Regions from separate parts of the Homo sapiens genome. Here region 1 is linked to region 2. The links are chromatin loops, found by intact Hi-C in ENCODE. Cell type or tissue: heart right ventricle. All regions are shown on one strand. Links, peaks and the distances in the headings refer to the core of each region. The heading gives the core; the rest is flanking DNA.

Region 1 (2,808 bases), core at 219-2,718, 500 kb before region 2:
GTGGTTAAACTAATTTTAAACTCCGGAAAAGTGGTTAAGCCAAAAAAGGTCAGATCCTGGAAGAAAAAGCTCTGACCTTTTAAAAAGAGTGTTGGAAAAGTATTTGACGGTCATTTTCATAAGCTAAATGTACTGTGAGGTTTGTGTTTGAGTAGCTTTTAAGGTTTTCTGGATTATGTGGTTGAATTTTAAGGAGGAACTTAGTAAAAATGAGTTGGGAAAATTAACCTGTTACATTCTACCTTCCTTTTGCTATGTATAGTAGATCTACATGTGAGAAGTCATTTGCAAACAGCATTTGTTAGGTGTCTTTTCTAAGTATTTTTTATGCCTACAAAGTCTGGGAAAAGACCATTTTCAGATTTCAGATAATATTTCAGATAAATAATGATCAGATCAGTAGATACTGTCTTTCAGATCTATCAGAACACAGTATTTCCAGAATATAATTTTACATCACAGTCATCATTTATAATGACATTGATGACCAGTACTATTATTATTTTAAAGAGAAAGATATATATACACATACACATAAAGTCATGCATTGCTTAAAGACAGTGATAGATTCTGATAAATGCATCATTATGCTATTTCCTTTTGCGAACATCATAGGGTGTACTTGCATAAATCTAGATGGTATAGCCTACTACACACCTCAGCTGTATGGTATAGCCTTTTTTGTTCCTAGGCTGCAAACCTGTACAGCATGCTACTGTACTGAATACTGTAGGCAGTTATAACACAATGGTATTTGTGTAAACGTAGAAACATTCTAAACATAGAAAAGGTACAGTAAAAATGTGGTATAAAAGATAAAAAATGGTATACCTGTATAAAGCACTTACCATAAATGGGGCTTGCAGGACTGGAAGTTGCTCTCGGTGAGTCAGTGAGTGAGTGGTGAGTGAATGTGTGAAAGTCCTAGGATACTACTGTGGATTTAATAAACATTGTATTCTTAGGCTGCCCTGAATTTATAAAAGATATTTTTCTTAAGTAATAAATTAACCTTAACATACTATAACTTTATAAACTTCTAAATTTTTTAAACCTTTGACTACAATTACAGTTTAAAATACAAATACATTATACAGCTGTACAGAAATATTTTCTTTATATCCTTATTCTATAAGCTCTTTTCTGTTTTCGAACTTTTCTATTTAATTTTTACTTCTGAGTCCTTTTTGTTGAAGACAAACACACACATTAACCTAGGCCTGCACAGGGTCCAGATCATCAGTTTCATCTTCTTTCACCTCCACAGCTTGGCCCACTGCCAGGTCTTCATGGGCAAGGGCTGTATGGCTTACCAGTGTGTCTCCAGCACAGTGTCTGATACCACAGAAAGATAGGAACTACTGCATTAATAATAGCAGATTCTTGAGCATGTATTACATGACAGACACCTACAAATATTTGTTGTTCAAGCGAAAGAATTTATTCTATCAAACTCAGAATTTTCGCTCTAGAATAATCCTTCGTGGTTTTTTTTTGTTTTTTTTTTTTTTCGGGGGGGTGGGGGACGGAGTCTCACTCTGTTGCCCAGGCTGGATTGCAGTGGCACGATCTCGGCTCAATGCACCCTCCGCCTCCTGGTTTCAAGTGATTCTCCTGCCTCAGTCTCCCGAGTAGCTGGGATTACAGGTGCCCGCCACCACACATGGCTAATTTTTTTTTTTGTATTCTTAGTAGAGATGGGGTTTCACCGTGTTGGCCAGGCTGTTCTCAAACTGCTGACCTCAGGTGATCCACTTATCTCGGCCTCCCAAAGTGTTGAGATTACAGGCATGAGCCACCGCGTCCTGAATCCTTTTTTTTTTTTTTTTTGAAACAGAGTCTCACTCTGTTGCCCAGGCTGGAGTACAGTGGCTTGGCTCACTGCAACCTCCATCTCCAGGGTGTGAGCAATTCTCATGTCTCAGCCTCCCGAGTAGCAGGTAATACAAGTGTGTGCCACCACGCCCAGCTAATTTGTGTATTTTTAGTAAAGATTGAGTTTTGCCATGTTGACCAGGCTGATCTCGAACTCCTGATCTCAAGTGATCTGCCTGCCTTGGCCTCCCAAAGTGCTGGAATTACAGACGTGAGCTACTGTGCCTGGCCTAGAATAATCTTAGAAGTCCTCATGGATGAGTAAATATGGATGGTGAAAAGCTTAAATGAGAATGTCTTGTCTGATTTTCATTCCACTTTTAATTTGAATATACCATTTCCTTTCCCCCCTCATTGTATATGTCTCTACTTTTTTGTTCTTTACTTTATTCATAGTTCTAATTTCTACTCACTGCCCCATCTTTTCCTTCTTCTCTATCTAGCTCTTACCATCTGTCATCACTGCTTTTCCCACTATCATGATCACTCACTCTAGCAGCAACCAAATTTAACTTTGGGGATGGAGCAGTAGTGCTGGAGAGGCCAAATGGTATGAGTAAAAGAATACAGCTTTTGGAGTCAGCTAGATTTTCATCTTTATGTGGTCTTTGGTGAAAGTACTTAATCCCCAAATCTCTCTTTCCTAACTATGAAATGAAGGTGAAAATATTACTTACCTGTAAGGGAATCTACCTGATAATAATGGAATAAAATGCTGACTTCCACCACAGAGTTCTTGGGGAGGCTTTTTATGTGGAAAGACATTAGACTTCATTACTCTGAATTCTGGATTTGTATCTCCTAGCCATATAGACTGAATGACTGTAGAATCCAACATAATGCTTTTAATATTGGCATAACTTCCTTAGTTTAAGTTATATGATGAGATGTAGAAACTCAATAAAAGGTAAAATTATTCTTTGTGTTATGAAG
Region 2 (2,808 bases), core at 43-2,542:
TTCTTGATGTTTTCAGTATATCCTAGACCATAACTAAGTAGCAGACTTCTTTTCCTTGTCTCATGTCATTTTTTACAAGTAGTAGAAGCACAGATCTCATCCTAAGTGAAAGGGGGACCATGTCCGAACTCTAGGAGAGAGGGGCACGGATGCGGGTCTTCTGGTCCTGGTTTTTGATGCGCTAAAGGAGGAGATAAAATAGTAGTGCTTCCTCTCCAAACAGTATTTGGTTCATGAGCTCAATATTCAAAATATTGAACAATTCAACAATATTTAGTTATTGTGCTACAGAATCTTATTTTACTATAAAAAGCTGTAAAGCTACAAAGAAAAAAATATTATACAGATTGTTGGTTTTACCCCCTAAATCCATTCTTCTACAAGCCAAAAATAAAAGTCAAAGCATGTCAGCCAACTGATGGGCCCTCCCCTTGGCCAAGGGCATTCCAAAGTTAATCTGAAAAATGAATTCAGGCCACAGTGGGAAGTGGGGGTAAGATATGCCTCATGATCCCTTCCTTTCTTTGGAATTCAGGCATAGCTGACCAGCATTAACATTAAAACAGAAACCTTAAGACTGACAAACAGACTCTTTAAGTCTGATAAGAGACATTTAAAATCTATTTTCTCTGAAGCCTGCTGCAGGGAGGCTTCATTTGTGTGATAAAACCTAGATCTCCTGGACCCCGTATCTTAACTCAGATACTCCCTTCTATTGATTCCAGGTCTTTAGATGAACTCTTTCAACCAATTGCCAATCAGAAAATTGCCACCTATGACCTGGATGCTCCCTGCTTTCAGTTTTCCCATCTTTTCTGACAAAACAAATATAAATTTTACATATATTGATTGATATCTTATGTATTTATTGAGGTCTTATGTGTCTCTGAAATGTATAAAACCAAGTTATAGCCTGACCACCTTGGGCACATGTTCTCAGGATCTCCTGAGAGCTGTTTCACGGGCCATTGGCCACTCATATTTGACTCAGAGTAAATCTTTCAAATATTTTATGGAGTCTAACTCTTTTTGTTGACACTTCTTATCTTGCACTCGTGTTAGAATTTCTACATAGGCATGCTGCTGCCTAGCCAGCCCATGCTTCCAAGATTCCCTTGCAGCTCATTTTGGCCATAAGTCTATGTCCTGGCCAGTGGTGTGTACAGAGAGGGATATGTGGAGCTTCCAGGTGGTGCCTCCTCTTCCCTTCTGCTGTCCAGGATACCAATGTGGGATGAGCCAGCATTGGTGCAGAGCATGGTACGTCATGAACCCCACATATCCGAGAGAGGTCTCAGTCAATTTAGTAAGTTTATTTCACCAAAGTTAAGGATGTGTGCCTGTGACAGCCTCAGGAGGTCCTGGTGACATGTCCCCAAGGTGGTCAGGGCACAGTTTGGTTTTATACATTTTAGGGAGACCTGAGACATCAATATGTTAAGATGTATGGTGGTTGGGCTGGAAAGGCAGGACAACTAGAAGTAGGGAGGGGGCTTCCAGGTCGTAGGTAGATAAGAGACAAATGGATGCATTGTTTTGAGTGTCTGATGAGCCTCTCCAAAGGAAGCAATCAGATATGCATTTATCTCAGTGAGCAGAGGGATGACTTTGAATGGAATGGGAGGCAGGTTTGCCCTAAGCAGTTCCCAGGTTGACTTTTCTCCTTAGCTTAGTGATTTTGGGGTCCCAAGATTTGTTTTCCTTTCACAACCTTACGGAAGACAGAGCAACAAGGCAGGAGGAGGGAGCTGCCCTTCCAGCTGGATGTTCCTCTCATCTCAGTATTTTATGAGAGAGAAATAAACTTCCAACTTATTTAAGCTACTGTCATTTATGGTTTCTGTGATAGTGGCCAAACCTATATTCTAACAAATCTGCATGTTGATAACTTTGAAAACATCACCCTGATTAAATTAAGATGGCGTAGTAACACTGAACTTCACAAAACTTCTCAGGATACAGGCCATGCAGACAAGCTGAATAAATGATTAGTGAACCAGATAAATACATAGGAAACATTCTTAAAACATTAAAGTACTTGCAAATTTAAGGTAATGGTACATGCTTATTTAACTTGGTAATCTGGAAGCTAGCCTTATCCCAAAGCCTTTTTTGTCACGTTATTTTTAGTAAGCATGAATGTGAATGCCTACCCTTACGCTAATCCTGGTTGATTAAATGAGGAAGAACCTATCTGTGGGACAATCAACCCAATCAACCCACAGAGGGACATTAGAAGTAGAGGAAGCTTTTGCTGGTGTGACCATTTGGTGAAAGTTGCCTTTAATATTTGAGTCATACATGATTGCAGCAGCTGTGCATTTGATGTTGATAAAAACAAAATAATCTCAGATTGTTTCAGTGAGGGGTCAAAGTAAAATATTGCCATCTTCTATTTATTAACTTATGGGTGGTAGGTGCAGGAGTTAGGTGTAAAGCAGGGCTTTTTTTCCCCATTTTTTTTAATGGTAAGAGTGAACCTGTTTTTGAGGTCATGGTCACAAAATGTGGATGTCAAATTGTGCTGTCTTTCAAAGGGGTTCTCAGGTGCATCTCCGGAATGTATTGTCAGAAAGCTCTGGGGGCCCCCTGTTCAAGAAGTCTTGCTGCCATACTGCCGCACTGATTAGATGTTTTCCAAGCTTCAAGAAGCTGCTTCTTGAAAGGATTGTTTCCCCAAGGCCCAAGAGGAAATGATTCTCACGGGGTTGGGGCTGTCCTGTCCATGACACGCCTGACGCTGTCAGATCTGAACGAATTCACAGACAGACGGACTTGTCACCATGAACTCTGTGTGCGTCATCACCC

The links. Peaks named below come from ENCODE experiments on the same cell type or tissue, not always from the same donor. Only the 100,000 strongest peaks of a DNase experiment are listed, where the experiment ranks them.
Region 1: a loop joins it to region 2, with 4 times the contacts of the local background. A loop is called at or near these places in 2 of 110 quality-filtered maps.

Annotation. Positions count from the first base shown.
Region 1 is chr6:163,437,844-163,440,651 of GRCh38, forward strand. All of the region lies in intron 1 of QKI (QKI, KH domain containing RNA binding), which reads left to right. Among named protein-coding and RNA genes, the nearest start is that of QKI, 25 kb to the left of the region's middle. In heart right ventricle, for the core only: no CTCF peak of the experiment used is centred there; a DNase peak (open chromatin) is centred at 1,274; H3K4me3 peaks cover 229 bases; H3K27ac peaks cover 1,319 bases.
Region 2 is chr6:163,936,144-163,938,951 of GRCh38, forward strand. All of the region lies in intron 4 of LOC105378102 (a long non-coding RNA gene), which reads left to right. Among named protein-coding and RNA genes, the nearest start is that of QKI, 520 kb to the left of the region's middle. In heart right ventricle, for the core only: no CTCF peak of the experiment used is centred there; no DNase peak of the experiment used is centred there.